Linked DNA regions of Homo sapiens: region 1 is linked to region 2. A link is a loop called in an ENCODE intact Hi-C map of the cell type or tissue named here. Cell type or tissue: GM12878. All regions are shown on one strand. Each heading gives the region's core, and the rest is flanking DNA. Links, peaks and the distances in the headings are about the cores only. Region 1 has its middle 210 kb from the start of ACVR2A. Region 2 has its middle 160 kb from the start of ACVR2A.

Region 1 (16,641 bases), core at 5,012-13,011, 54 kb after region 2:
GTCTGATAATCAGGTAGGGAGACAATAATTAAATTTTAATGCATCTGTCTTTTTAAAAAGAAAAGTGCTTTCTGGCTCTTAATGGCAAAATTTCATTATTATGATTTTAATGCTTTTAGACTAAAGCGGAGTTTACATTTAGGCTGTAAGAAGCACAGCTAAACGATTCCTCTAAGACATCTTTGTTTCATTTATAGTCTTGTGTTGAGGTGTGTTTTAATGTATTACATTTAATACAGACTGTGATATATTAGGCTACTTAAACATCTTAAACCAGAATAGCTTCAGATAATATTGTTACCTGTATCCAAAGATCTTACCACAGTGGGGTCACAATTTCTAAAGCAGATTCCCAAACTTTTTAACCCTGAATACTCTTCTTACCCAAGAGGTCCCATGACCCCTACAAGTCTTCAAATCCCTTTACTAAAAAAAAAAAAAAAAAAAAAAGATGTTAATATTCTTTAAATAATATGAGAAGTGGAAGACCAAGGCAATCTATTTCATTTGATTAGTTCAGAAATGTTTAGGCCCTAAGCTTAGCTGTGTTTTGTTTATTTGAGGTTGGGATTTAGGGCAAGGAAAGAAAAGTGATGATGGCTGGGGTAATTCATTAAAAAGGACTAACTGGGAAAAGGACAGGAGGCCAGGGGAGGGGTGGGGGTTGCCCCAGCCCCAGAAGTAAACACTACAGGAACATTTGAAATTCCATGTTTGATTCCTGGCATGAGAAGGAATGACATATATTTAGAAAAAAGTTTAGACCTTGCATATGTAGTTGGGTTTAGCCATTAGTTAAACTACATTGTAGTTGGTTACTGTCCATTCAGTAACATCAAAATTTGATATATTGCCCTAGCAGGTTGAATAGTGTCCCCTCAAAATTTATGTGCATCTGGAACCTCAAACTGAGCATTTATTTGGAAATTGAGTCTTTTCTGATGTAATTAGTTAAGAATTGAGCTAAGATCTTACTGGATTAGAGTTGGCCCCAAGTCCAATAATTGATATCCTTCTAGAAGAGGAGGGGACACAGATACACAGAGAAGTATGCCATGTGAAGACAGAGTCAGAGATTGGAATAATCCATCTTCAAACCAAGGAAGCCCAAGGATTGCCTGCAACCATCAGACTCTGGGAGCGTCATGGTCAGATTCTCTCTTAGAGTCTCCAGAAGGAACTAACCCTGCTGGCACCTTGATTTCGGACTTTTGGCCTCACAGAATGTATTTCTGTGAGGAAATACATTTGTTATTTTTAGCTTCCAAGTTTGTGGTAATTTATTATGGCAACCCTAGGAAATGAACACAATTGCTTAACAATTTCATTCTAGTAGTTAATAACTGTAGCTTTAGGTGCTTTATGATACCAAACACAGCTGTTTACTGAGGTTAATCATTCAAGCCGCTGTTGAACTTGAATATAGGGGAACCTCCTACAAAAAGAGTTTTGCAAAGGAGGGCCTGGTACTTCTAGGTTTTCTGTGGCTAAAATATGGCCCAGGGCCCACAGTGTTTCCCAATTGTACAGTGCCCCTGCACCCGTGTCAGTAACTAACCCTACGCTACCCCTCATGTGGAAGAATGATGGAGCTGATGGGTGTGGTCTTGCTCTCTACACTTGGAAAGACCATGCTCCTTGTTGGAGGCAGGGGAGGGGCTGTAGAGCATCTAAATAGAAGGTTATTCTGGAGATGAGAGGGCTTGCTGGCTAACTGACGGAGGCCTCTGCGTTAGAAGACATGATTTGTGGGTAACCAAGCTGGCTGCGTCTCCCAGAGTGGCATTTCTAGGCAAAAGCATCCTATTGCCACTAATGCCTGGGTGTGGTCCAAAAGTCCTTCAGCTTGCTACTAAATAGAACCACAGCTTTATGATCAGAAACAAAAGAGCACATTTTGTGTTTCTAAAGACAAAGTTTTAGGATCAGTTTCCCTTCAGTGCAAACACATTTATTCTCCGTTTATTTGACTTTCCAGCCCTTTTTCATAATTTCTTCACCCTCAGATCTTTTCAATTTGGGGTTACCTTGGAAGTAGGTGAGACTTCCTTAGGGCCTGGTGAAATCCAGTTGGAATACCCATGTGCTTGGAAGAGCACAGGTGGTCTCTTTGCAGGAGAGTGGTCTTTGCAGGACTATGAATCCCTATCTTGGTAGAGTTCCAAGTTCACCCAGCTGTTCAAGTGAAAACCTGGACGTCACTCTTGACTCTTCATTCTCCCTCACCCCTCATATCCAACCAATCACCATATCCTATTGATTCTTCCTTTTGCAGGTGGATGCACATTTCTCCACATCTTTCCAACTCTCCGTCAGCACCCTAGTCCAAGCTGCCACCATCTCTTGCCTAGATTCTTGCAACAGCCTCCTAATGACGTCACTACCTTCATCTCTCCTCCTTTATTCCTTTCTCATGACCATAGCCAGAGTGACCATACTAAGTATGAGTCACTTCATATTCCCCTGCTGAAAAGAGTCTGACAACTTTAAGATAAAATATGAATGCTTTAGTATGGCTTACATGATCTGGTCTCTCCACTTCATCCCTTGTCATTCTCTCACCTGCATTCAGTGCTCTGAATTTCTCTTAGTCCCTTTTATGGAAATTCCTCTTTCTAAACCAGTAGTTCTCTTCCTTGGCTGCACATTAGAGTCACCTGGAGAACTTTAAAAATTATTGATGTTTGGGTCCCACCCTAGAGATTATTATTTAACTTGTGTGGGATGCAGCTGGGAGTTTAGAAATTTTCCCAGGTGATTCTAATGTCCAGAGTAGGCTGAGAACCACTGAGGCTTCTGGATTCATCCTCTATTCTGTAGATGGGGTCAATATTCAATTATCCCTCTGGTCTCCACTTAAGGAAGACTTGCTCCAGAAGCCCTCCTTGATTACCCTTAGACAAGTTTAGTTTGCTCATTACGTGTTCCTATACATGCTCTACTTCCCCTAACAAACTACTCATTGCATTTAGTTGTAATTAGTTATTTAATCCTTTGCCTTCCCTATTAGAATGGAAGCTCCATGAGGGCAGGAATTGTGTCTGGTTTTGCTCAATATTCTATCCCCAGCAGCTGACTTTGTGCCTAGTATTCAGTATCTAATAAATATTAAATTGAATACAGAAACAAATGCAGACACATAAGGCAGTATGCACTGATTAAATTTCTTATTTGTTTCAGGCAGTCCACGCTGGGGCACTGATTCTTAGCATGGTCTGGAATTCTCAGCCTCTTTTTACAGGGGTTGTCTTTCAGCACTGTGCTCATTCATATCAGGGACTTGCCCTGGGGAGCAGTGGTTGGGCCCTATTCTTCCCAGCTGCCTTATTTCTCCAGTCACCAGGTCTTCAGGATACCGCGTTCCCAACCCTGACCTTGACCTACATCCCACCCTTCCTCCAGTAGTTGGTAGACAGGGGTTTGTATCAGGATGCCTTTGGGAGCATTTTCAAAAATACCTGTTCAAACCTCCACCCCTTTCTAAATTCTGACTGGATAAGTTTGGAGTGGACTTTAGGAATGCATATTTTATAAAAGTTCCATAGATAATTCTGGTGCACAACTTGGTCTTCCATGCTTTCTAAACTGTGAAGCAACTAATAGGAAATCAAAGAGAGTAATGGAAACTCAGCTGGGCCTGTATGTTAAGGGGGAGAAGGTTGAAAGGAGAAAAGTGTTGTCTACCACTTCCCTCCACCAACTAAGGCTCTTCCTTTGTACCTGTGGCACATTTAGGCATTCCTAAGTGTCCTTCCAGGAATTATGACTCTTCTTTTGTTGTCTAATCCAAAGGAGTGACCTTATGGTGGCTCTGTCAGAGGGCTGGTAAGACCAGCACAGACCAGGGTAGGAGATATTTGGAGCTGATAGAATACTGTAGGACTCTTCAAATTATAAGGAGGGTTGACCTCTATTGCATTTCATATCACAGGAAGGTTTTCCTCCCAGCTGCCTCACTGATACTGCCTTCTGTCAATTTGCAAGAAAGGGGACCTTGCACTTTGCTTTGGTGTCACTAAGTGCTCTACTTTATGTAACACAGCCTTTAGAACATTTCTCTTAAATATATGTTAGGGTCGGGCTATTTAAAGCTCAAGACTTATGCTGCTCAGACGTGAAGCACAACACTCCAACATAGTTTTAAGTTATGCAAATTGTTTCTTCTCAGTTGCTGCAAGAAGTTTTGTTTTGTGATACTGGCCTAGGGCCAAACAGGTAGTGTGATATGAGTAGGCAGCCCTCCTACTACCTCTCCAGTGGAAGGCTTCAGCCAGCACTGTTCTCCACATCCAAACAGAGCAGACATAAGAAAGTTGCATTGTGAGGCTGCTTGAGTTAGTTACACAGAGCCAGCACCTGCCTGGAAGGTAGGAGACTGGGTTCCAACCTTGGTTGTGGTATTGGGAGGATGTCTGTTCACTTCTCTGCCTCACATTCTCCACTTGGTCCAAGAAAAGAGCTGAACGGGGCCATTTTTCCAAAGCAAAAAGTTTACTTTTTAAAAACTTTAATTTTTGCATACATGCTTAAATAACAGGCATAAATAGACATCCTATATCTACTGTATATCCACTTGTCAGCCAAATCCCTTTCTCTGTCAGAGATTTGGTCTGATTAACTTGGATCCTAGTCAGTCCCAAGACATGGAAAGTCCAGAAACCTCCCATGATTTCTGTAATTTCCCAGACTACACAGCTTGTCTGCTTTACCACTCCCATCTCTCTGGGTGCAAACTCAGCCCAGTTTCCTATGAAATCCATGCACTCCTGGTGTTTTGTAAGCTGTAGCAGGACTTTGCCGTACCTGGGGAGGAGGAATCTGGGAAAGAGTTTTCTCCTACTCTGCATGACCTCCTGCTCTCTCCTGGCTCCATTCTCCTTCCCATTTTCTCTGCTAGCACCTCCTCTCTCTTCCCATATTCCCTGTCTTCCACCCCAACCCCAAATTATCCCTGTTATGCAGAATAGGGCAGCAGAGGGAGATGGGGCTCAGCCTCTGTTCTAGACTTGCAAGCCCCTTAGTAATATTGGGAGTCACCCTTCTTGGAGAACAGTCTCGGTTACGGTTTTTCCCCTGGTTACATATTTGTTTGATCTCTTACCATGTGCTCAGGTTTATCATGCATATGGATACAATGGATACTGTAGAAATTTTAGAATGTACAGGTGGGTTCTCTGGCAGGCAAGCTGTGTGATGTCATTAGCCCTGAGCTATATATAAAACCATCAAGACTTTAAAGCTTGAACCTGCACTATTTTGGTGCAAAAAAAGAGAGTGATGTTGAGAAAGAGTGAGAGAAGAACTGGAGTGTTTAGGTATAGATGTGCCACTTCCAAAGTGAAGGTAGGAAAATATATAAACCATCCTATGAATATTAATAAGAATACTTTACAAAGCACTCTGAGTTCCCAGAAGAAAGACGTTACATAAGCACAAACTTTGCCTCATTCATCCTGACAGCATCCCTGTGAGAGGAGATTCCATTTTAGAGACAAGGAAATGGAGAGAAGAGGAGCCATAACTTGTCCCCACAGTCATCATTATCTCAGTTGCAGAGACTCAGCAAATTTCTCCTTATCAAGCCTCTTCCAGCAGATCAGCCTTCCTGTTTCATGATACTTCTTTGCTGTTGGACACTGTTCACTATTTCACCTGTCAGTCTCATTCATCCAATCAGACTACGAACCCCTTGAGGGGAGACCCAGGGACCCTCTATCTATTCTGCATTTTTCCCTCTCACTGTGTCCAACAGAACATCAAGGACTCAATACTACTCAATAAATGTTTGTTGATTGATGGACAGTCAGTGTGGTGTGGAAGTGACAATGATTTAACCAACTATCTTTTCCTTTGTAGTTGCTTTCTTTTTACTCCTCCCATCATTTTTCTTTTTTTCTGTTATTTTAAAATAATTGCAAGTATCATGAATATCTTGCTTTAAAAAATAAAGCATTATAGAGTTTTCTCTATCTTCCGCTTTCCGGATTAATCATTGCTTTATCATAGGATTAAAGAGAACTTTAGGTAACATAATTTTTGAAAATAAACAACATGTGCGTAGTACAAAATTCAAAGTGTTATAAGGTGTTATTCTGTGAAAAATAACTATTCTTATACCCTTTGCCAAAGCTACCTGTTTCTCCATCCCAGACACAACCAACATTATCAGTCTCCTCTGTGTCCTTCTAGGGATGTTGTATGTTTACACCATATATGTGCACATCATTTTTTACTTCAAATGACAGCATATCATAGACTTTGCTCTGCATCTTGTTCTTTTTGCTGAATGACACCTTGGAGACTGTTTTCTGGCAGTATTTATAGTTGCTTCATTCACAGTATTCCTCTATATGTGCATACCATCATTTGTTTGACTACTCCTCTATTAATGGGCATTAATTAGATTGTTCTCCATCTTTTGCTATTTATGAACAATAATAGAATGTGTGTTTTCCTACATATTTCATATTGTGTATGTGGTAGCATATCTATAGACTAAATTCCTAGAAGTAGAATTGCTGGTTCAAAGAATTGTGCATTAAATATTTTGATAGATATTGCTAAATTGTTCTTTATAGAAACAAGTTATACCTATATACACTCCCAATCACAATGTAAAACCATGATACATTTTAGAAAAGCTATATATCTGAGATGAAAACATGGGGAAGTTGAAAAAATCAGAGTATAGCACAGTTGCACGTCCCAGCATAGATGCTGTTGGCCAACATTCATGCACAGAATGAATGTTGCCCATCCCTGCTGTGGGAGCTTGTGTTCATTAGCTCAAACAACTCTGTGATTGTGAGGTGATTTTATTTGAAGGGACTTTAAATTGGTACCTTGTTTAACAGTTAAAGCAGCTGTTAGAAAACAACAAACATTTATTGAATATCCCTTGTGTGCCAGGAACACAGATGAACACTTCCTATGCTGTGAGGCAGGTATTATTATCCTCATTTTTTTGACGAGGAAGCTGAAATTCAGGTTAAGTAACTTGCCCATAATAGGCTGTGGAATTCAAGAAGGCCTCTCTCTTTCTAGTATGCCACACTGATTTCTTATATTACTTGTGTGATTTGGAAGATTAAGGAAGTACTCAGTCAACTGAAACTGCATTTTGTCTAAAGTGAGCTCGACAGCATTGCAGCAGGGAAGATGTCCGAATATCTGTACTTTGAACTTGTCAGTAGAAAAAGAAACCACCTGGTAGCCAAAGGATATTTCCTGAATGTAAAAATCTCAATGACATTGTAGTATTCTCTCATGCAGTAAAGGTCTTAGAGAAAGATCTGTCATCACACAGGATGACTCTGCTCAAGAAGGAACCAATTTTAATCTTAACATCATTTTAGGATTTGGCGCTATAAGAAAAGGGAGCATAAGGGAGTGGAACACAGGTTTGTTTTTTTTTTTTTTTTCCACATTAGGATACACAGCTGAGCTGCAGCACTGTCAATGACCAAAATTCGAGCCTTGTGGTTACTGCTATGATGAAATCCTGTGGAAAGGGGAGTTTCACTTCCAGACACAGACTGACCAGCAAAAGAACCAAGAAAATCCACACAATCATCTGTTGGTTTTTCCCTACTAAAGAAAACTGACAGTGATCTATTGCAGGAGGCCAGGGACGGCAATGTGCGTCTTCTGTTTGTGTTCATAAGATGTTGGTGCTGGGGGCTTTGAGAGCACCTTTTTAATAGGGGTGTTTTGCATTTCACACCTAGACGAGTAGCCCCAATACAACTAATCGGTTTAGTTCAACAATTCCTTCCCATATTCCTGCCAATATGTGAATATCTCCCGGATGAGTCAGCTGGAAGATATGTGGAATATAAATTCTTGTCTTTATGTACTGTGTTAGAGGAATATCCAGTCTAATTGTGCAGATAAACACACACACACACACACACGAAAAGCTACAAGACATTCCTACCACAAATGTTTGTTCAGAATCTGCTATGTGAAAGGTACTGAGGCTGGGTGCGGTGGCTCACACCTATAATCCCAGCACTTTGGGAGTCAGAGGCAGGTGGATCACCTGAGGTCAGGAGTTGAAGATCAGCCTGGTCAAAATTATGAAACCCCATCTCTACTAAAAACACACACAAAAAAATTAGCTGGGTGTGGTGGCACATGCCTGTAGTCCCAGCTACTCAGGAGGCTGAGGCAAAAGAATAGCTGAGCCTGGGAGGTGAGGTTGCAGTGAGCCGAGATTGTACCACTGCACTCCAGCCTGGGCAACAGAGCGAGACTCTGTCTCAAAATAAAAATAAAACTGAAAGGTACTGTGCTAGGTTTTCAGAATACAATGGAAAAAATAGATCTGGTCTCTGCCTTCCTTATTTGAATGTAGACAGGGAGACAGATGACTGAACAATTACATGAAGTGAGGATTATAGAAACAAGTGCTAGAGGTATTCAGAGAGGTTACATTAGACTGACTCAGTAGAAGAAAATGTGAAGTACAAGGTGAATGTGTCAGGCTGAATCCCTATTTACTTCAATAGGGATGGCACCATGTTCAAGAGGCTGAAGAAGAAACCTGGAGTCAGCGAACAAGACATGGGGTTAATTGAGGGAATTTACATACAGGGCGGTGTAGTGGCAGCAGGCTGGAGAGAAGAACTGCAATCACTTGTAAAAAGCATGCAATTTATATAGAATATTTACTTAGCACCCTCCCCCTAGCAACCTCCACCTGGCAACCTTCATTTAACCAAAAACAAAGGGCCTTCATCCCCTGTATGGCCTGCATTCCATGGGATGGCCTGGGAGTTCTGATGTTCCTCATGGATAAGAAGCGAGTCTCTGGGTTGGCCACTCTCAGATTCCTTAGCTTGGAACTCCAAACACATGTTCTTCTTAGACCATAGGGTCATTCTCAGGGTATGCTTAAGTTATAGCTGTCAGGTGTTTCTGCCATACAGGGTCATTCTCAGGGTGTGCTTAAGTTAAGTTATTGCTGTCAGGTGCATCTACTATACAGCATGTAGAAGCCAAAAGTGCATATGACCAAATATTTCCATTGTTTTTTTTTTTCCGCTAATGGAAGAAATCTTCCAGTTGAAAGTAAATGTGAAAGTCCTAAATGCTGCTAACCAAGTACTTCCATTCTTCCTTCTTCTGGGTTCATGTAGGATAATACTTTCCAACCCTCTTTCAAGTTAGGCCTGGCCAAATAATTTGTTTTGGTTGAAGCAAGCAAACTTGATATGCATCACTTCTTGCTGGGAACCATAACAGCTGCATCCACTTAGCCACATCTTGTCTTCTGACTGGTGTGGTGATCTTCATGGACACAAATGTTGTGAGAAAGCTTCTGTCAGTCACTTTCCCTGAAGAATCACGATGAACTGAGCCCTATAGCATTTATAAGATGCACATCAATGTGGCTTTATCCCACTGAGATTTTGGAGTTGTATGTTTCTGTAACCCATGCAGTCTCATAGATGGGTTTCCCATTCATTTAATTTTTTTGACAAATGTTTTTTGCAGAATGCTAAGCATTAGTCTTAGATGCTAGGAATAAATCACAGAAAAATACAGATACGTTTCTTATTCTTTTAAAGTTTCTGTTCTAGTTGAGGGAACATTAGGAGGTGAAGCTGGAGACAGATAACAAACAAGTAAACAAATGAAAACAAAATTAGGAAGATTTTAGATTATGATAATTCTTACCAAAGTGGTAAGATAGAGAGTGCCTTTTTATTCAGGGTGTTTTAGACAGGGTGGTCAAAAAAGACATCTCTGAGAAGATAACATTTGTAGTTAAAAAGCTGAAGCATGAGGAAGAGTCAACCAGATTAAAATCTAGGAGACAGTGATCCTGAAAGAGGGAATAGTAAAAGCCCTAAGATCAAGGAGCTTGGCTTGTGTGAGGAACAAAATGAAACCAAAGTGGCCTGAGGAAGGTGCTTGCAGGGAGTCAGCTGTGGTACTGACTGAGATGAGAGAGGCAACAGCCTGATGTTATAGCTATAGTAAGAAGCTTGATTTTTATATTAGGTAAAATAGGAGGTCATTGCAATATTTTAAGGAGGAGAGTGATGTGATGTTATTTATGTTTTTAAAAGATAACTGTTTGCTATGAAAGAAGGCCAAGCTTGGATGCAGGAAGGCCACTTAGGAGCTAGTGCAATATTCTAGGAAAGAGATTTCGGTGGCTTGGTTTAGGGTGGCAGCAATGGTGGTGGAGAGAATTGGATGTATTTGAGATATGTTTTGCTCATATAATGTAGAGAATTTACTGACAGATTGAATGTGGGTGGATATTAAAATGATGTCTACATTTTTGGCCTAAGTTTAATGGATAGTGCCATTCACTGAGAGAGGGAGGATTGGAGTAGAATGAAGAGAGGGAATTGGAGGACAACTAGTAGTTCAGTATATGTAAGTTTAGTGTTCATATTATATTTCAAAATTAAGATATCAAGACAGAGTCTTGGGCCCCAAGTAGATGTTAAGCCTGGAGGTAAAACAAGGAGTCATTGGTGGACAGACAATATTTAAAGCAATGAGAATAGATGAGATCATGTAGGGAATGGGTGTAGATAGTAAGAGGAGAGTCCAGCACTGAGCTCCTGGGCACTCCATAATTTGGAGGCTGAGTAAAAGAGAGGTTATGGAAGAGGACTGAGAATGAGTGACCAATGAGGTAAGAACAAAAGCAAAAGAGTGTGGAGTGCTGGAAGCCAAGAGAAGGAAGAGAGTTAAGAAGAGAGAAATTGGTAAATATGTTGACTACTATTGAGAGGTGAATGAGGTGAGAAGATTTTTGTTGACTTTGGCACAGAGAAGATTGTTGGTGAGTTAAAATGAGCAAATTAGTGGAGCTAGATGCTAAATTGCAGAGGATTGAAGAAGGAATGAATGCCGAGTGAAAAAGTAAAGAAGCTATGTGTAGAGAAATTGTAAAAGCAAACAAAGGAATGGACCGATTGGTAGATGGTAGGCATGTGATTCATATGTTTAAGTTGTGATTGTTAACCATTTTTTATAGGGTAAGAGGTTCTAAATCATGTTTTATAGTGATAGGAATAATTCAAGGGAGAGAGGAAGAGAGGGAGGGAGGAAGAAGGAGGAGGAGTAAAAGAAGAAGAGGAAGAAGAAGAAGGGGAAGACTAAATACAAAGTACCCGAGAGCCATGGAATTATGAACACCAGTAGAAAAGAAGGCACTGGGTTTGACTTCGATGGGTGATTAGGATTTGTGAAGACAGAAATCAATGTGAATCTCATTAACAAAGGTGCGTATGTGATAGTTAAGATGGAATCTTGGCGCAAAAAATTAGTAGGATGGATTGGTTGAAGCCATGATTTTATCAGAGAAATCATAAAACTAAAACTTGGATATACCTGATACAATTGGAGAGTTGGAAGGGAAGTTTGCTCAGTGCGGGAGTCTATTCTACCACTGACTCAACAGGTGTCCATCTGGCCTCTGTCTGAAGGTCAGGGCAGATTGCAGAGACCCTAATACCTGAGTCAGCTTTGGGAATTCATTATTTAGGCCACAAAAATCAGGGTGGATTTTAGAGTTTGAAGGGATTTGACCAAAGCAATATTTTAAGCAGCTTCACAAGGAGGAAAGATTTAGGACGAGAGCAACATCATCATCATCACCTGGGAACTTTTCAGAAATGCAAATTTTGGGGCCACATCTCAGACCTCCTGAATTGGATGCACTAGGAGTGGGCCTCAGAAATCTGTTTGAACAAGCCCTCTAGGTGATTCTCATGCATGCTAAATTTGAGAACCATCAGCTGCTAGATAGCAAACATATGGCGAAAGGAAGCCAGATGCCAGAGGGTGAAGGAGTGAATAGGAAGTAAGAAGTGAAGGCAGCTGGAGTGATCACTTTCCCCAGTTAGCTCTGACCTCATTTCCTGGGGTTGTGGTTGGAGAGTGCTCCTTTAGGACCTCTGGATTCTGCTTATTTGGTAGTATCTTGACTTCTGTTTGCCTATACCTCATTTTGTTAATGCATTTTTTCAGTGCTATTGTATTTGTGGTGGTATGAACTCTTTAATTAGAAAGAAAATTTTATTGGTAGAAGAAATGACTTCATTTTTTAAAAGCATTCTTATATACCCAACATGGTGATCGGCATGCCATAGTTTCTTTAAATAAAGACTAATTCACATACTAATGCACCTAGAAACTACAATGTCCCAGCATAATTCTGCCATGGCTATTTAGGAGAAAAATGAAAAAAGAAGAGCCTGAAGCAATAAGGGCCTAAAAGGAAGAGAACTGGATGTGGGAAGATTTAGTGGTCCTAAGAATCTTTGGGAAAAGTTGAGAAGTAGGACTGACAAGAGAGGACTGATGAGAGGTGACTGGTAATTTGGCACAGGTTAGCAAATTAACAGTGCTAGTTCAAGGAGAGGAATCTAAGAAGGCTTTCCCCTTCAACTATTTAGTCTTCACTGCAGAAGAGAACAAACACATTTAATATGAATGTTTTCTATCCCTGCCACTGCTTATCAGCAAGACTTTCCCTTGCTCCAATGTCAACATAGTCAGGCTACTTTTTGACTTGGTTGGCCAGCCATTGATCCATTCAAACCCAAGCTGTTGGCCTCAACCTTTCCTCCTTGGCATCAATTTGATTTATCTCCTAACTTCTGGGTTCCAGGCTCTAGCTGTGAAGTTTCCCACTTCCTTTAGAGTTCAAGACACCTGATTTCCTCTTTTTTTGTAAGGCTATGATTGTTGATCACTTAGGCTGAATGTCTGTATGTGTGCTGGTGGCAGTGGGGAGTGTGTGGCTGAAAGGAAGTAAACAGATCCTGACGGTGCATCAGTTGTTTTCCTCCTTCCATTGTGGTTAGGTGTGTCTCCTGCAGTCCAAGAGGTCAGTCAGGGAAGGAATCACTACATTTCCTAGTCCTTAAATAACTTCTGCCTGAAAGAATTTTTGATTGATGAATTTTATGAGAAAAAAATCTTCAGAAAATGCTTTTGGCAATCTTCAATAGGACAGATGGAAATGTGCCTGGCAGGGTCTGATGTTCTAGGATGAAGTTTCCATCATCTTTTGTCTAGTCACAGAAGGTACTTTGGAGTAAGGAAAGTAAAGCTGAGTTTGATGTGGGCTCATTTGGCTAGGATATGCTAGTCGGACATGCAATTTTTTGGCATGGGTGTCTAAAGTTTTCTGTAGTAAATAGGGATCTTAGTGAACATTTGATAAAGAAAACATAAAACCTCAACAATTGCAGTCATAAAAAGAAAACATTAAAATAGAAATCTAAAATCCATGTGTCTGTAAGAATCTGTACATGTAGACAAAAACGTGTTTATGGGTCAGAGCAGAACCAGAGCCACGACGTAAGGAAAGATCTAGGTTAGATCAACTAAGCAATGAATGCTCCTGGCAGGTTTACTGAGCTTCCGGCTGAGCAAAGGTATTCTGCAGTTTGTATTTTTGATGTGTGTTGTTAACTAATTAAACGCATGCAGCCTTCCTGTGAAGTGAGTCAGTGTTCCTCATTTCACATATGAGGAAACAAGGGCAGAAAGGATAAATGACTTGCCATTTTGCCAGCCAGAAGCATCACCCAGACATATTGCTAGCATTTCCAGTGAGGTTTCAAAGAATGACTTTATATTTCAAATTTAGTTTGGGTTCATGCAAGGCCGCTGAGGTGAAATTTTCAGGTCTCTAAAGCCACTCACTTGGTCCTGCCTGAGAGGTAGATAATGGTCAGTGAGGGTCTACTTGGAAGGTGTGGGGGTTTTAAGTGCTTTTCATGGTGACTTAAATGAGCACTTGTCTTGCTTTCTTACTGTAAACTTTCCACCCCGAGTGCCATTTATGTACTACACAGAACAAAGAGCAAGCTTGCTGGAAAACTAATTAATTCAATAATTGGTGGCAAAGAAACTTGAAAGCTGGCCAGACCAGCAACCTGGTGTGATTTGTAGCAACAGAATAGAAAAATACCTGAGGAATGAGTTCCATGTTTATTTTTTGGGTACTATAATCATTGACAATAAGAGAAGGGGCCATTGAGAACAAACATTATGAATTCAATTTTTCTCATGTGTGGTGGGAGCTTTCTGTGTGGAGTGACCCCCGCATAAGACAGAGCACTCGGAAGTGTGTTGCTAGTAGAGTAGGAAGTAAGCAGAGTGTTATGGGAGAGAAAGACTGCATCAATCCGCAGATATTAGTGAAGAGGGTGTGATTTCTTAAGCAAACGGTGCAGAGAGAGCGCAGAAACCAGAGTCTGCAGATGGTGTGATAGTTAATTTTATGGGTCAACTTTACTGGACCATGGGGTGCCCTGATATTTGGTCAAACATTATTTCTGGGTGTATCTGTTGGGGTGCTTTGGATGAGATCCACATTTGAATCCATAGATTGAGCAAAGCAGATTTTCCTCCCTTATATGGGTGGGCCTCATCCAATCACATGAAGGCCCGAATAGAACAAAAAGGCTAAACCTCCCTTGAGTAAGGGGGGATGCCTCCCACCTCACTGCCTGAGCTGGAACATTGGTCTTTTCCCGCCTTCAGACTCAAACATTGGTTCTTCTTGGTTCTTCAGCTTGCAAGCTTTCTGACTGGAACTTATGCCATTGGCTACCCTGGTTCTCTAGTTTGCTGATTGCCAACTGCAAATCTTGGGGCATTTTAGCCTCTATAATCATATAAGTCAATTCGTTTTAAATCTCTCTCTCTCTTTTTCTATATGTATACACATATATATTCTATTTTATACACACATACATATGCATATATATAGTCTATTGGTTCTGTTTCTCTGGAGAACTCTCATTAATACAGTTGAAAATGGGGTTTTAGGACACATCCAAGATTTTGAAGGATAAGATTTTACCTGTGGGTGGTGGTTGTCAGTGGCAGGAAAAGAGGGCAATGAAAATCCAGTATTAGGTGAGAGAGACATACCAGGAAGATGGGAAAATGTAGACTTGTGGGCAGTGAAAGATTCCAGCTGTGTGCTCCATTCCACAGTCTGTAAGTGTAGAGATTATCACTACTGCATTTTGCCAATGGGAAAGGGAACTAATTAATTAGAGGAAAGGAGGATCTTACAGTATTGGGAAATTTTAAATTTCAATGGAGAAGTTGTCAGAATGTTTCAGAATGAGTCAGAAGGAGCTAAATATTTAGGGGTGCATGGTTTGTGAGCATATGATTCATAGGGGGAATTTTACGTGCTAAAAATATCATTGAGTAAGTGGGTTTTTCTGGTGGTTTTTTTTGGAGTTCAAATTTCCCTTATTAGCAACAAAGCTCTAATATGAAGTGATTATATACTTAGAAAACTATCTTTTAAAGATGAAACTCAAATAATTTTGTAGATGAATTTTAATATGGTAATTTCTTATAATGACCTTTCTTAAATGTACCTTGAGAACAAATATCAGCAGGTGTTGAATGGCTGGATGAAGAGCCTTGTGTCAAGTTCTGAGTAGAGGTTCAGAAAGGAATAAGCAAAGATAGAATCTTTATAATCAAAAGTCCAACTTTCAAGATGTATCAAAATACCTAAAGATTTCTATACCAATTATTCCTCTAAACTCTTTCTAGGGATCGAGCTTACAGTAATAATCCAGAATATGGAAAAAGTCACTGTACAAAGACATTAAGATATTATTAATAAATGTAAAATATAAAAAATTTTGAAAAATAAGAAGCAAGCATTATTCCCATGTCTTGAATAATGTTGAAATAAATTATAGCACACCCACTTAACAGAGTATGCTATTTATATACTATTATGCACCAATAAAATGTTGGCTATGAAGACTATATAATAAATATGGGAAAAGTGTATATATTTGTGTTAAATGGAAAGATTAAGATAATAGCATTTAATAATAAACTAACATTTATTTAGTACCTATTAGCTAATATCTCAATTTTACATTCTTTACATGTTTTAACTCATTTAATTATCACAATCGTACATGGTACGTATTATTATTACTCCCATTTTGCAAATGAAGGAACTGAGACAGAGGTTAAGTAATTTTCCAAGGTTACACAGCTGGAAGTAGAGCCCAGGATTGGAATGCAGGCCATCTGGCCCAGAGATGGGATATAAAATTATGTTTATTGTATGATTAAAACTATCTATTAGGATAAGGTGGAGAGAGAATGTATTGACTTTAAAAGGTGAAAACACTTTTTATATACAACCATATTTCTACAAAGCTGTTATCTTCTATGATGCTCTACTTACCCAGCCACTGAAATAAACATGATCTTGTCAGTCCTGAAAGTACTGAATGGATTGTGTGACTCCTTGGAGGAACATGGGCAGTTGTTTTCTTGGCATTTTAAGAGTGATCTGCAGTGGTCTTAAGTATAATTTACCATTTGTCTTCTCCCTTGTGAATCTGGTTGCACACAATTGGAAACCAGAGGAGGTGCCTGATATTGGCATGGATACACCCAAATAAAACTTTGCAAGTTGATACTACCCTTTGAGGACATTGTGGAGCCTACACTTCAGACTCACACAAGACCATTTTATAAGAATATTATATGACATTTAGTTGTTATTTACAGTTCAGAAGTCATTTTCATCATCATCTTACAAAAAGATTGCCTTTATTTTGCAGATGAAGAATTAAGGTTCTTCTAGGCAAACCTTGAACGCAG
Region 2 (16,641 bases), core at 4,262-12,261:
ACTTCAGCACCCCATGCTGCCCTACCTTTGGCTGCTTTGCCCCTAAATCAAACAAGAATAGCATTCTGTCTTCACCTCCCAAGGCAGCTATTTAGTATCTCAAGGCTATTACTCAGTTTTAAACAAAGCATTTAACATTTTAAACAAAGCATTTACTTAATTAAATATTTTATCATTCAAAACACTGGTTTGAGTATGTGTTTGTGTGTATTTTCTAACATTAGGTCTATATCCAGGGAATGACATAACTATGAATCAAAGTCATTTGTAAGCTAAACCCTTTAAGACTCACTCATTATTAAGGTGAGCATGATTTGCTTCTTTGGACTTTTCTGGCATTTGAAAATAAATAAACACACCCTGGTTTGGTAGACAGTAGGAGTAAGAGGCCTTAAAATGACTTAATGATCTTGTTCATTACTGGCCTTAAATTGTATTTAATCTAAGGGCGGGACCTTGCTGCCGTATGACTTGTAGAACCAGTTATGTTTCATACAGATTGACTTTGTTAGTCTAAAATCAGAAGTGAAGTCTTTGTCTAGGCTAATGAGGTTGGGAAAAGGACAAAGCAAACAAAACAGCTTTGGAGCCAACCTGATTATGTAGGTTTATGAAGAACAGTGAATGCTTTTGATAACTGAAACATGCAGATAATCCTGAAATCTCACTCTATATATTTGTTTTAATTACTTCCTTGATGGTTTTGATGCCAATGTGGGTCCAATCAATCGCTCTGTATATCCTCTTTCCCTTGCCCTAAGTCCCTGCTCATTACTCCTCTGATGGAGTATCAAACAAAGGGTGCTTGGAAGAAAGCAGCGAGAGGCTGTATAATCCACAAACTGTGCGAGGAACCCTGGGAAAATAGGGGCTGGTAGTAAATGATCTTTTCTTGTCACTGGGATTGTGGCACAAGCCAGAATAGAGAAACGGGGTACCAGTTTGGAAGTCAGACAGACCTAGGTACAAATCTTACCTCCACCATCCACAGCTATGTGATTCCAAGCAATTATTTAATTTCTCTGAGCCCTAGCTTCCCCATCTATGAAAGGAGACTGAAATTGTTCCTTTCTCATAGAGTTGTATGGATTCAATGAGATCATGCATGTCATATTCTTAGCCAACTGCTCGGCATGTAATAAACACTCAATAAATGTTAGCTATAATTATTATCTATGACAATTTTAGGTGTCCTTTTTTTTCCTTTTGTGTTCCACACACTTCTCTATTCTTGATAAGAATGAAAAGGGCATATATTGTTGAGGCTCCTCAATCCAGTGCTGTTTCAGTAGTTAACGTGGTGGCCCCTGATGCCCTCTATGACCTTAGGGATGAAACAGCTTGGTGGCTCAGAGCAGTTCTTTCTTCTCAGCTCTATTTTGTTCTTGATATAGCTGTTCTATTCACACACCTTGCAATCTGCGAAGTTAAAATTAACCTATTTGCCAACCTGCGTCTCAGTGAGAAACTGAAAAATTACACCTTCTTTACGCACTAGACAGTGTTTTCTAGTGCATCTCTGATGAAGAATATGTTACAGCAAGAGATGGCTTAAAGGGAAAAGACTGAGTTCTATCTGCGCTTAGTTTATTCCCTTGGAAGAGTCCTCTGCAAATGTCAAAGCTCGGTTGAGAGAACAGGATGTGACATGGAAGTCGCTCAGTTTTGTCTCCACACACGGTTTTGAAATGGGGAATCAAAGTGTGCCAGTGTAACTGTCAGATTTGGGCATATGGAACAATCTAAGGAATCAAACTCTTTCCAGTAACAAGTTTAGCAACTTCCTTTAAAGAGGAAAAAAAAAAAAAAAACAAAAAAAAAAAAGCCCAAACCCCTCATTGCACTCACAACCAATGGTTGTCTTCAGTCGACAGTTCAAAGGAGTCCACTTTTCCATTTTGTGTCTGAGTTGACACTTCTCTGATTTCGTGTAGAGACTGCCTGCTGTTGCCACCCTTTGGTCTTAGCTTCCCTGGATTAACCTGGTTGTCTTCTGCCTCCCTTGTAATTCAGAGCCATGGTAGGTGGTCAAGGATGAATGTGTTTGCCTTGACCTTGTCCTAGAGGTCAGCTAGGTGTTATGATTTGTCTGAGACAGGCTAGACCATTACACCAGGCTGTGCAGATACACACTTTTCTCATTTATTTCTTATCTCCTTCAATGGGCCCCTGGTGAGATATTCCTCAGTTCTCTCAGGATTTATCTCCCTTTTCTTCCCTGACGAGTAATTCATAGGGACTCTAAAGTTCCAGGTTTCAGAGACTAGAATCAGGGGACAAAAACTGGGGGTCTGATTTATGACTTGGACTTAGGAATTCCTAAGCCATCATAAAGCTGCTTGAGAGCAGACACTTAGAGATATGGTAGGAGGAGAATAATGATGAAAACAGCCCCTTCCTGCCTGGCACAGAAACCCAAAATCAGAGTGTTAGGTGTCTATGTGGTGGGTAGATTGAGGGGTTTTTGGCATAACTCTCTGCCCTGAAATATACTTCTTAATATCTGCAATTTTACCACTAGAGAGTCATTTCTTTGGATCTGGACATGTTTTAGTGTTAGAAGATCTTTCCTCTCTGGTAATGAAGTTTTTAAAGTTCTTATACACACACACACATAAATATATATTTTATATATATATATATATATATATATATATATATATATAAACCTATGTTGTCCTCAGAACAGCACTGTGAGGTAAGTACTGCTATTATTCCCATTTTACAGATGAGAAAACTGAGGCACAGAGGCACTAGGAGTGCAGGGTCCCACAGCTAGGAAGTAGTAGAGAAAGAATTCAAACCCAGAAAGTCAAACTCCAGAACCCCAGCTCTTAGCCCCATACGTTGTGTCATACACTAACTGCAACAATTCTTAGATTGCTGGCTGCAGCATCTAACTACTACTGCAGACACTCTAGTCTCCAGCAACTCTTCCTTTCCCCACCCCACAATATTTCTGAGAGTTCCCAGAGAATGTCTGTTGGGTGTGGTCTGGTGGAGATCAGTGTATGGTATATCTACCAAATCCTTTCCCCCTGTTTGAGTGTTTACTCAATATTGGCTTGCTGCTACCTCTAAATTATAATGGTTCTATCCAAGAAAGCTACTGTTTTTTTAGGGTCCCCAATGAGCTGAAGCCATTGTAGTGTTCCGTATTGAAGGAGTGAGGATTTTCTGCCCATGTGAGACATTGAGGGTAAAGCAGCACTGTGCTGTGTCCAGATGCAGAGGGTATCTGGCATCTAGGATTAACTGCCAGGATCCTTTTGCTAAGAACTCCCTCTTCCCTTATCTCTTCTCATAGTTAACATAGGAACAAACACTTGAGTACCTTTCATGTCTCTATTTCAAGTTCCCACCTGACAAGTCCACCCTGAAAATGCCCAATCCTGGTGGCTATTCCTCTGGCCCCAGGTGATTTGTCCAATGGCCGATTCAAGCTTGGCTAATGAGTCCTTTCCTTTGGTGGACAGGGAACTAGAAAGAGATTGAGTGCAATCCCTTTCTAGAGGTTAAGTCTGCAGGATGTCTCACGGACTTAATTAGCAACTGTCAAGGGCCATGTATCTTCTCACTTAAAGATTGCCAATCTGCTGGGAGAGAATGAAGCTGACAGGCCGAGAGGCAGGAACAAAGAACGGAGTGTATTTGTGAGTGTTTGAGTCCTGATTCTAGGAATTTCAGAAGTTCAACAATGTACCTGCTCTTCCCATGTCGTACTCTTCTTTCCTTTCTTGAATATCATGAGCCAGCAAAGTCGAATATTTTTGTTACTTTCAAGTCAAAGAAATATAAAAGTTCAGCAGGTGACAGTTTTTGGTTTAAATACCTTGATATCTGTTTGCAACTCTCTTTCCCTTGGACTTTGACAAAGGGAGCTGGCCAATTGAGAATTTTCCGAAAAACAAACAAACAAACAAAAAACCCCAAAAACCTTTCCTAGTTTCTACCTTTCTACCTCCCTCATCTAATTAGTTCATTAAACCTGATGCTGATTGTTTAAAGCCTCCACTTATATATGGAAATACACCTGGGAAAAGAAACACCTTAAACCACTATTAGATAAAAGGCATTATCTATAGAGAGCCTGGTTGATAAACAGCACTATTAGATAAAAGGCATTATCTATAGAAAGCCTGGTTGATAAACAGCTAAGAATAAGGTTTTTGGGCAATGAAAACTGATTGAAGAGCAGCAGAAATTGGATGTGTAAGCAGGGGAAGTGGAGGCCAGGGTTTGTTGGGGGTAAGTCTTACTTTCTGAATGTCTTCCTTACTTTAGCAGGCTAAATCTCAGCATTTGTATGTTTGCTGTGCTTCTTTATTCTATTGAATACATGATTAAATTGTGACAAAATATATATTCTGTACTATATTTGAATATAACTCAGGGGGTTTTGTTTATTTCATTGTATATACTTTAAGTTTGGACCCTTTAAAAGTTAATATTCAGACTTATTCCAAATTGGATGAAAATTTTTCTGTAATAAATTCTGTATGAGGTAGGGTTCTCTAGAACAAAAGTGCTAATAGGACATTGTGTGTGTTTGTGTGTGTATGTGTGTGTGTGTGTATGTACACATTCACATACAGTTGACCCTTGAACGATGCTGGAGTTGGGGGTGCCAACCCCTGAGCATCCACATGTAACTTTTGATGCCTCAAAACTTAGCTACTGATAACCTACTGTTGACTGGAAGCCTTACCAACAACAAACAGTTGATTAACATGTATTTTGTATGTTATATGTATTAGATACTGTATTCTTAAAATAAGCCAGAGGAAGCAAAATGTTAAAGAATCATAAAAAAAGAGGAAATGCATTTACTATTACTAAATGGAATTGGATCATTATAAAGGTCTTCATCCTTGTTGTCTTCACATTGAGTAGGCTGAGGAAGGGTAGGGTGTGGTCTTGCTGCCTCAGGGGTGGCAGAAGGGGAAGAAAATCTTCATGTAAGAGGATTTGCACAGTTCAAACCTGTTATGTTCAAGGGTCAACTGTATTTATATGAGGGGATTTATTATAGGAATTAGCACAAGCAGTTATGGAAGTCAAGAAGTCCTATGATCTGCTGTCTGCAGGCTGGAGAATCGCGAAAGCAGGTGGTGTAATTCAGTCTGAGCTTGAAGGCCCGGGAACCAGGAGTGCTAGTGTGCAAGGGCAGGAGACAATGGATGTCCCAGCTGAAACAGAGTGAATTCACCCTTCTTGTTTTTTTTTCTTTTTTTTTCTTCTTGTTGTTCTATTTGGGCCCTCAGTGAACTGGATGATGCTCGCCCATATTGAGTAAGGGTCATTTTCTTTACTCAGGCTACTGATTCAAATGCTAATCTCTTCTGCAAACACCCTCAAAGACACATCTAGAAATATTTTACCATGCCTATCTGGGTAAATAATAAATACCTATCTGGGTATCCCTTATCCCAGTCAAGATGACACATAAAATTAACCACCTCTGGAACTTGAAAAGAATCAGATTACAATACCACACATCTACCTTCCTAATCATGATTTAACATTCACTGATCTGGGGAAGTAGCTAGGTTTTGGTGATCCTGTAAATGAATGCCTTTGGTTTCTCCTGGGTTGTTAGTGAGCATTCCTAGAACCACATCTCTGTTGTTTTCTCTAGGAGAGGGATGAGGGAACGGAGGATAATTTGGCTATCTTAATTTTTGCTTGCTTGATGTCCCCTTCTAGACTCCCCCAGTCCTCTTGTGCTTTTAAAGGAACATTTGTTACTAGAAAGTTTATATACTCAACTTTTCTGATCCATTCCCTTCATCAAACCATGGAATCTTAGATCTGGAAGGAACCACATGGATTAAGTAGTGCAAATCTTTTGACCATAGACTTTAGAAAACTGAGCTATTTTAATCAGGGTCATACAGCTATTTAGAGGTCTTCTAACTCCTGGTACAGTGCTATTTCCAGGTATGACATAGACATTTTCCGAATTAGGTTTTTTGGCCATATATTCAAGCCAAATCTATGCTCATTCTCCATTTGTTTCCCTTTGCTCACCTTTCAAAGCAAAGCTGACAAAACTCATTTTTGCTCATGTTTGATCCCCAACTGAGTTCAAAGGGTTTGACCTGAGCTAGCAGGACTTGGGGAGTTGGGGGACATGGAGTAGGTGAGATTGGCTCACTGACTGTGAAAAAACAGAGCCATGGGACCTCCGGAAGTCTGACCAGATGAGAGTCCACTGTTCAGTCCAAACTGAAGTTTCCATCTGTGGGAACTGTAGAGATGGAAATCAATGACATGGCCATGAGAGGATGCAAGATGCAAACCAGCAAGAACCAGAAGGCTGGGAAGGGAGCTCTGGAAGGCAGAGCCAGAGGAATTTCCTGAAGCCTTAGAGCATCTGTGGGACCTTCCTCCCCAACTCCCTCTGCTTCTACCACTCCTTAAGGATGCGGGGGAATTGATCTGGACTCATAAGACCTTCGGTGATTTTGGATAGCATTTTTGGCTGAATATTTGTCAGTCCTGATAATCTCTTGGTTGGAAAGCCCAATGATGGATGACACAATCCTGCTTACAAAGCCTTTTAAAGCATTTTTTAGTCCATCATCTATTATGAACCTAATCAATATCACCGATGATACCAGTCAAAGAGCTAGAAGGTAGGAAAGGCAATACTTTTATGTATTTCAAGGCATGTATATCTTTCATGGTGTGTTCTTAATGTGCTACCAGGAAAATAATTTATGATTAAAATTCTCCCACCCTTCAGTCTGACAAATTTGTATTTAATTAAAATATGAGTCCTTAGAGAAAAGCAATGGAGAAAAAATGTAGAAATACAGATTCCTATCCTGGCACAAAACTAATTTCTCTGTTCTTTGCCTGAACAGAGAAGGGTGTAAAATGAGGAAACCTGTATGGAGACCTCTAGTTAAAAAGTGTACTTCTTTTTCTTTTCCTCATCCTTCATTCCAGAGTCTTCCTCTTTGTCCTCTTTCATTTGACCTGAACTCAGATTTTAAAATTTCAGAAGCCATGAATCATACGTATATTTCTTAGACTGATATAATTCACAAATAAATGAAAGAGAGTGTTTTAAACTTACATGATACATGATGAAGATGCATGAGGAAGGCATATGATATGGTTCTTGTACTATTGGTAAGAATGAAGGCGTGATAATAATTTGAGGAAAGTGAGCAGGCTGATTCCACACCCTTGTCAAGTTCCTCTTTGTCAGTGGTTCAGCCTCCAGTGTGTGCTTGCTTTGCCAGCTCATCTTATTTCATTACTGATGCTTATTTCATTACTGATTTCACTTCCTTTTTTCTAAGCATACTTGCAAAGTCCAGTGTTTTGCCTGCACTTTAGAAAATTGTGGTCACAAATTGGTAGGAGACTGTGAGGGAATTTGGGGGAGGAGTGTAGGGAGGTACTCAAGAGAGTATTTTATTGCCAGGACCATCCTGGGGTTCAGAACCAGTGCCAGTAATCCTGGGTGGGTCATGTCTTTCTACCTCATGGTTTTGTGCAGTCAAAATCTGGTTAAAATGATTATCATGGGAATCCCTGCAGGGAAATACTTGCCTCCTCTCCCCATCCCTGATTTCCCTGAGTCACCAACATACTGCTTTGCAGCACAGAAGCACGGTGTGTGTCCTTTCCCACAACACAAGGAGTACAGAGGCACCTCTGAGCACCTCCCTCATGCATCTCCAAATGGTGTAGGATGAGTGAAAACTCCAGGCAAACTTGCCTTGTGAGTGCTTTTCTGACTATCTTTAACATACTTTCCTCCAATCAATATTTTTCTTTCTTTCCTTTTTTCTTGATGGGATGGGAGACAGGGGATTATTCAGCTGTGGCAGTGTCTCCACTCTAGAATTTGGGGTTCCAGAGTCATGCTTTCTGTATTCTCTAGATGTTCTGTCTGATGGGAATAGGTGTTATATAAAGAGTATTCTGTGGCTCAGTGATGACATCCATGAACCAAGCTCTTTTTGTCTAACACTCAGTCGTTCTCAGTGTGCTGGCAATTGGCTCTTGTGCTGGTTACTTCATGACTACAGGGTGGCTGTCATAGCTCTTGGCAATATGGCCATATTCAAAGGCATAAAGAAGAGAGTAGAGGTGGGGGTAGGTGAGAGAGAAAGTGGCTTAAGCTAATTAAGCTAATTCTCTCTCTCTCTCTCCCTCTGCATCTCTCTGTCTCTGTGTCTCTTTCTGTGTGTGTAGATAGACTGATAGGCAGATATAGTTAGATACAGATACAGAGATATATTATTTAGATGACCCAGAAGACTATCACTCATATCTGATTGACTGGAACTGTGTTCTAGTCACAGTTCAATACACCCACAATACAAAAGTCTAGCAAAGCAAATATCTGGGAAAAATGAATGAGGTTGCTAGAAATTGCTTAGCTAAACATGGTTCAAACATGTGGGGGCTGAGCACATTGCTATTCTGCACAAAATCATGGTTCTATTGGTATGAAAGAAGGAGTGGATGATTGCTGAGGGGCCAGCCAGCAGTGTCTGATACACGAACCAACCACAATTTTATTGCATTTTCTCTTCCACACTATCATGGGAGTGTGACTCATTCATGCTGGGAGGCTACCTTCCCAGTTCTAAAGAATAAATCATGATTTGTAAATGATCTAAGCCAATCATGGTGGTCCAATTCCTCTTGCCAATGGTTGGGTTAAACATGGAAGTGTGACATAATTTTGGCCAATGAGGTGTAAGGGGAATTGGACAGGAGGTTTTTGGAAAAGGGTTGCCTCTCCAACTAAAGAAACATGTCAGGGAAAAAGAATATTTGTCTGGTAGACATTGGGGCAGATGGTTGTGATGGCTGATGCTATTGCAATCATGAGGAGAGGCACACAACATACTGAGAAAGACAAAGAGAGACAAATTCTGTAAGGCTTGATGACATCACTGACTGGCTGAATTAACCACCCTAGGGACCCCTAATAAAGTTCTTATAGGAGAAAATAGTTTTCTTATGGTTTAAGACACTATGAATTATTTTCTCCATGACTTTCAGTCCAAATACTCTCATGGCAAGATAGAAGTAAGAGGTTCTATTGTTCTATAGCACTGTCGGATGACTATAGTTAACAATAATATATTACATAGTTTCAAATAGCTAGAAGGAGGATGTTGAATGTTCCCAACACAAAGAAATGATAAATGTTTCTGATGATGGAATGCTGATTATCCTGATCTAATCACTACACATTATGTGTATTAAAACATCACTACATACCCTGTAAATATGTACAATTTTTGTGTGTCAATTAAAAAAATATTTTAAAACAGGCAAGAATAATTAATTAGGTCAGCTTCTCAAAATATGCAATTCAAAATCCATGCAACTCAAAGTAATCCATGATAAAATAAATATGGAAAATTTTAAAGCTATATATGGTCACTGAAGTTAATGATCAAATTAGCATATCAAAGACTCAGAGCAAAACGATTCTTAAGGCAAAATTTTGCCCCTGCTTATAATCCCATTCTATCAGCTCTCATTCAAAAGAGGAGTAAATAAATAATATGTAGGTGAGAGAAGATGACACATAGTTGAGAGAAGATGCTTTAGAATAGAAAATATATTAATGTAACAAATATATTTTGTTACAAATAACAAACAACAAATAACAAATCCATAAAACTTCTCTTGCTCACCTCTTGAACTTGAATGGCACTAGAAAATCACTAACAGGGTTCTTGTGCTTCACAGGGTCTTGAAAATGGTCTATTGAAAGACTAGCTCTCATTTTTGGCAGCACAGGCCAGCTGCCCAGACTCTCATGACCATTTTCCTGTTAGTCAAGAAGTATCAATTATTGATTACTAGTCATGAGCTCACAGCTCTGTGAAATCTGAAGAAATACAAATGTAAGACATGAACTATTATAACACTTTCCTAGAGCTGCTGAAACCGATCACCACAAACATCATGGCTTAAAACAACAGAAATCTCTCAAGTCCTGGAGGCTATAAGTCCGAAATCAAGGTGTGAGCAGAGCCATGCTCTCTCCAAAGGCTCTAGGGAAGAAAACTTTCTTGCCTTTCCTGGCTTCTGATGGTTGCTGGCACTCCTTCATGTCCCTTGGCTTGGGGCAGCATAGCTGTCTCTGTCTTCTCATGGCTGTCTTCCCCCTGCGTATCTGTGTCTGTTCTCTTATGAGGATAGCAGTCATGGGAATAGGGCCCATCCTAAGCCAGTGTGATCCCATTGAGAGGTGACAATGTGCTGGTGGCCCTTGCTCGCTCTCAGTGTGTCCTCAGCCTCGGCGTCTGCTCTGGCCACGCTTGAGGAGCCCTTCAGCCCACCGCTGCACTGTGGGAGCCCCTCTCTGGGCTGGCAGAGGCTGGAGCCGGCTCCCTCTGTGGGGTGGTGTGGAGGGAGAGGCGTGGGCGGAACCGGGGCTGCACGTGGCGCTCGCAGGCCAGTGCGAATTCTGGGTGGGCATGGGCTTGGCAGGCCCTGCACTGGGAGCGGCCGGTGCCGCGGGCCCTGGGCAGTGAGGGGCTTAGCACCTGGGCCAGCAGCTGCGGAGGGAGTGCCGGGTCCCCCAGCACTGCTGGCCTGCCCATGCCGCGCTGGAATTCTCACTGGACCTCAGCTGCCTCCCTACAGGGCAGGGCTCGGGACCTGCAGCCTGCCATGCCCGCCGCAGTGGGCTCCCGCACTGCCTGAGCCTCCTGGAAGGGTGCTGCTCTCTGCTCTGCAGCGCCTGGTCCTATAGACTGCCCAAGGGCTGAGGAGTGCAGGCACATGGCAAAGGATTGTTGGGCATCTCCACCCGCAGCCATGGCGTGGGATCCACTAGGCAAAGCCAGCTGGGCTCCTGAGTCTGGTGGGGACTTGGAGAACTTTTATGTCTAGCTGGAGGATTGTATATACACCAATCAGCACTCTGTGTCTAGCTCAGGGTTTGTGGATGCACCAATCAGCACTCTGTGTCTAGCTAAAGGTTTGTAAACTCACCAATCAGTGCTTTGTGTCTAGCTAATCTAGTGGAGACTTAGAGAACTTTTGTGTCTAGCTGAAGGATTATAAATGCAACAGTCAGCACCCTGTGTCTAGCTCAAGGTTTGTAAACGCACCAATCAGTGCTCTGTGTCTAGCTAATCTGGTGGGGACTTGGAGAACTTTTATGTCTAGCTGGAGGATTGTAAATGCATCAGTCAGCACTCTGTGTCTAGCTCAGGGATTGTAAATGCACCAATCAGCACTCTGTGTCTAGCTAAAGGTTTGTAAATGCACCAATCAGCACCCTGTCCAAAAGGACCAATCAGCTCTCTGTAAAATGGACCAATCAGCTCTCTGTAAAATGGACCCATCAGCAGGATGTGGGTGGGGTCAGATAAGAGAATAAAAGCAGGCTGTTCCAGCCAGCAGCGGCAACCTGCTGAGGTCTCCTTCCATAGTGTGGAAGCTTTGTTCTTTCACTCTTTGCGATAAATCTTGCTGCTGCTCACTCTTTGGGTCCACACTGCCTTTATGAGCTGTAACATTCACCGCGAAGGTCTGCAGCTTCACTCCTGAGGCCAGCGAGACCACGAGCCCACCAGAAGGAAGAAACTCCGAACACGTCCGAACATCAGAAGGAACAAACTCTGGACACACCACCTTTAAGAACTGTAACACTCACTGCGAGGGTCCGCAGCTTCATTCTTGAAGTCAGTGAGACCAAGAACCCACCAATTCCAGACACACCATGTTAACTGTATCTGCAAAACAGAGCCGTGGGACCTCTGGAAGTCTGACCAACCTATTTCCAAGTAAGGTCACATTCTGAGTTCCAGCTGGATATGAATCTTGGGGTGGACATTATTCAACCACGCACAGTCAGTGGCTGAGGAGTGTTTATCCCAGTTGGGATAGCCCCAAATTCTATAGTGTTGTCCTTAGTGTAGGGGTCACGTGACTCAGTGGAGAAAGTGTTTAGATGGATCAGGGAATGTGTGTGGATGAGGTGGAGCTTGAATGAAACCTTGAAGTGCAGGTAGAATTTGGCTTGATAGAGGGGACAGAGTAGAATGTCCTGAATCACAGAGATGGGAAAAATTCATGAGCAAGGATTATGAATCCGTAGCTCTAATTTGAAAAATTAGACCCCTTCTTCAGACTGTGGTTCCTGAGGACGTGTGTAGTCAGGACAGTGTGAGGGTACCATTCCCAAGTGCCAGCCCCTCTGCATGGCTGGGAAGAGTGGTTGTGTGGAAAGAAAATGTGTGTGTATGCAGGGGCTGCGGCAATAAGGAATTTCTTTCAGCTATTGAATATGTCTTGTCTGTCTCCTTGCAAGAAAGAAGTTGGGGATAATAGCAAGAGAGGATTTTATGCTTTAATCATAAAAGCTTAAGACAGGAGATGGATGATGCCCACTAAAAACAGATATGAGAAGGCCAAAGTTGTAGGTCAAATTTAGATGTAGATGTCTTTGGCTTAAATCCAAAGGAGAAATATAAAATCTTGATCATTATTATCTGCAGGTTTTTTGTTTTTGTTTGGAACATTTATTTATTTATTTAGCCATCATTAAGATTTGTATACCTGTTTAAACTTATCTCCCAAATGCCCTAATAATTACCGATTTATAGCCTCCTAAAGACCTGTAATATTGTTTGGGTGCTCCAGTTATTCGCTTAATCATTTTAAAGAAACCGAAGCATGGCTCTACATGCAAAAAATCACTGGAGAAGATTTTGCCCTGCTTCATATAGGACCAGTTCAGTATTTCCTTTTCCTTTACATAGCTTCTTTTCTCTGTATATAGATCAAATCCTTTTCAAAAGTATCTCCAAGTCCTAGTCCTCAAAGTCTAATAGAGAAGTTCTAGAAAATTGTCTCCAGAAGTAGTTAAGTTTCTATTCACCGTACTAATTTAAGTTAGCCATGCCCACATTTACCCATGTTGTTTGTTCTACCATAGCATCCTTTTGCTTCACTATGACTACAACTTTATTTAGTTCAGGACGCTTTTGGCATGGATGTCATCCACGGTGCTCCTGTGTAGCCACTGAAAATTTCACCTGGAACCTCCAGATCATGTAGGAATGAGTCTTCTGCCTGTTACTGTTTTTTAAAATAAATCTCCTCATATTTTGATGGCAAACTTTGGGCTTCAGTTGCAAAATCGTCTTTTGTTCCAGGTTCTGCAGGAGGGAATAAAGACACACTATCCATGTTTAAATTGACAAGCCTAAACAAAATAGGAAAATAGAGAGTTGAGTAAAACCAGAAAGAACCTAAATGTGATCATTGTATAAAAAAAAAAGGAAAAAATACCCAGAAAGAACCTATATGAAATTTTTTTTTAAAAGTGATTACAAGGGGGTATATTTAGGAGTAAGTCATAGGCACTGACAATCACAACACAGGCTGGATGTAAATGCCTGTTACAATTGTCCTGGTGTGTATTGTTACTGTTGGCCTCCTGTGGACTTTTCCTACTGCCGGAATTCTCTCAAGCTCTGGGGCCGCTGATCTGCTACTTATTTCTCTGTGATGGGCTTCTGGAAAAGAGGGTTCTTGCTTCCTAAAGTGCTGAGCAGCTTTTCTGTTTGAAGAAAGCTGCTACCTCTACTTTGAGAATCATTTTACACAGAAACTCTTTAAGGGGTCTCTCTAGTTTGTAAGTTTGAAGTGGACCCTGAAGACTTTCCGAGAAAAGCTTTGGAACACTTGTGGCAGATTATCTTTTCTTCCACAGAGGCTGAAGATAAATGAAAGAAAACAGAAATCAGAGCTAAGCAATGCTTTTTAGCTAAAATTAGTACTAAAAGTTTTGTGAATTTGGAGGCCTTTAATAAGTGAAGAGTATTTGAAATACATTGGCCTAAATGTGAAATCAGTGTTCAGTTTTTTTTTTTTTTTGAACCAAGATCAAGAGAATTGTGTATTATAAGTTCTGTGGGGTCAAGGTCTAGGCCCACCATATAATACATCTTTAGCCCCGGTTCAGTGACTGGCGTATAATAAACCCTCAATTGATATTTGGTGACTGACTGAATCAATGAATGACACAATGAATGCCTTCTGAGATCTGCACATAGTTGACTTTTATTGGTCGATGGGAAGGACAGTTGTAGATCTTTCATCATTTTTTAAATTCCACTATTAGGAATTAATTTCATTTTAAATATTGCCCTTTCTTTCTTACACCTTCTATTGAAACACAAATACCCCTGCGTGGGGTGACTTACTAAGTCTCCGATGCCTCTGATGTTTTAGTGTGAGTGCATTCATGAAAGTGGATGTTGGGGGGATGATAAAGGTAACGTGTTGCAGAAAAGGGAGGCCAGAACACAGGAGGCCAATTGACCAATCCAGGTATTTTTCCTAGGGATGGCCTTGTAAGACAAACCCTGCCCCAGCTGCTGTAATCATTCCTGGGAACACTTGCAGCTTTTGGAAAGTAACACAAATTAAGGAGAGAGGAGAAAGGTAGCTGGAGAGGGAATGTCTTTAAATTCTGACCTAGTTTTGTATGAATAAAATGTATTTATTACTTAGGCAACATTTTCCCCAGCAGGTGAATTATAACTAACAACATATAATTTTAAGCTAACGTTCTTTTTGCTAAAGGCCTTAGTCATAACAGGTGTTATTAAGGGTAATAAGTACTTAGAGAGTAAGATTGAACAGTTCTTTTCTTGGAATATTCATGGAAGGTCCAGTCAATGTAGTTGAGAATTCTGTTAAGTATCATATTTTCCAGTTCATGGGGAATACTATGATCTGTAAGTGATCTTATAGTGTTTGGGTTTGGGTAAGGATGATTTCTGGTAGATACAACTAAAAACACTTAGTCCAGTAAATGATTATGCCCTTGAAGGTGATGACACTGGATTTAAGGCAAATGGATATTTACATGTAGGAATTGAATCTGTGGTGCTATATGCTATTAGGCTCCTGAAAAGAGAGAGAAAGCCTATACATTTTCTGCTTAGAATAGGGTGTAAGGAGGGGGAGGGCTGGGAGCTGGGAGCCAGATGGTCAGCCTTCCTAAACCCAATAGTAGTGCTCTGAAAGTGCCCTGTATGAGCACCTGCTCTTGCTAGAAGATTCCTGTGACCATTTTTTTTTTTTTGCTTTCTCCCTGGGCCTGGGTCTCCGGGGTACATGGCATTGGAAGAGGGCAGGCATAGTATGCTGGTCAGGTCTGCCACATCCAGCACTTGCAGCCTAAAGAATATAGGACTATTGTAAGAGTCATTTATTTTAAGGTTACTATATTGGTTTTAAAAATAAACACCATTTAAGTTAGTTACAAAGTCTTCTCTTTTGACCCAGGGGCCATACAGTCTTATTGATGAACAGTTTATGTTCACATTGATACCAGATTGGTATCATTTATTTATTTAGCACACTGAGTGCCTATTATGTCCTTTATTCGAGGGCTGAGTATACAGTTATGAACTAGCACAACAGGGTCTCTGCACTCTTAGAGCTTATATTTTAGTGGAAGTGATAGGCAATGAACAATAACAATGATATAGAGGTAACATTTGAGAAATGGTTTCTGCCTTGGAGGAGTTCTCAGTGTAGTTGTAGAGACTAATATATCAGCACATACTTATCATCATATCAATATAGAGATATGGTATCATCAACTCAGAGGATCTTTGTGAATCTCAACTTGGACATGGTGTCTAGTTTGCCCTGTTATAGGGTACCTCTGGAAACTTTTTCTTATTTTTTTTCCATCCCCTTATGATGATGTCATCACTTAACCTCACTGTAGAAATTAGTATTTTGCCTGGGGCTGGTGGCTCACACCTGTAACCTCAGCACTTTGGGAGGCTGAGGTGGGCAGATCATCTGAGCTTAGGAGTTCAAGACCAGCCTGGGCAACATGGTGAAACCCTGTCTCTATCAAAAAAAAAAGAAAAAAGCAAAAATTATCTGGGCTTGGTGGCATGTGCCTATAATCCCAGCTACTTGGGAGGATAGACTGAGTCCAGGAGGCGGAAGTTGCGGTGAGCTGAGGTCTAGCCACTGCACTCCAGCCTGAGAGACACGGTGAGACCCTGTCTTAAAAAAAAGAAATTAGCATTTTGATGAAATAGGTCACTGTCATTGAGTGGCTGGCTGACTAGCTTGCTGTTACACTAGAGGATGTGAGAATATTGAACCAGTTTTCACTGCTGCTGATCTTTCTCAGTTTTCAGGTCCCAGCTCAGATCCCATCTATCAGGGTGGCCTCTGGCCGCCCAATCTCTAGACAACCTCCCCAAACCCCTTAGTTATTCTCCTTGCTTATCCCAAGGTGTTTATAAAAAAGGAGAGGTGAGAAAAACATAAAAATAATCATAAAAATTAGGTAAGGATATAAAATGCTACAAATAATTACAAATTGTTTTATGTAGCATTAGTGAAAAAATAGGTTTCTTATCCTTTTAATTTTATATTTTTAAAGAATTCCAACCTTGGAGAAGAAGATTAGGCCTTTTATATATGTGTGTGTATATATCTTTAAATCGTTAGATAAGAAAATAAAGGTCCTAAAATGTTAACAAGATTTATGAACACAGAAACAAGGTCTTATAGAGGCGATTGAAATATGTGACAACCATTAGCATTTCAGAGTAGTGATGAGCTACTTGTATAGATTGATGTACCTAAAAATTAGAC

Evidence for each region. Hi-C counts contacts between places; a loop is a spot of excess contacts. Peaks named below come from ENCODE experiments on the same cell type or tissue, not always from the same donor. Only the 100,000 strongest peaks of a DNase experiment are listed, where the experiment ranks them.
Region 1: it touches region 2 in a loop (2.7-fold over the local background); 4 of 110 quality-filtered maps call a loop at or near these places.

Annotation. Positions count from the first base shown.
Region 1 is chr2:147,627,605-147,644,245 of GRCh38, reverse strand. No RefSeq gene overlaps it. Among named protein-coding and RNA genes, the nearest start is that of ACVR2A, 210 kb to the left of the region's middle. RefSeq lists an enhancer at 8,262-8,471. In GM12878, for the core only: no CTCF peak of the experiment used is centred there; a DNase peak (open chromatin) is centred at 8,355; H3K4me3 peaks cover 243 bases; H3K27ac peaks cover 2,049 bases.
Region 2 is chr2:147,680,389-147,697,029 of GRCh38, reverse strand. No RefSeq gene overlaps it. Among named protein-coding and RNA genes, the nearest start is that of ACVR2A, 160 kb to the left of the region's middle. In GM12878, for the core only: no CTCF peak of the experiment used is centred there; a DNase peak (open chromatin) is centred at 7,269.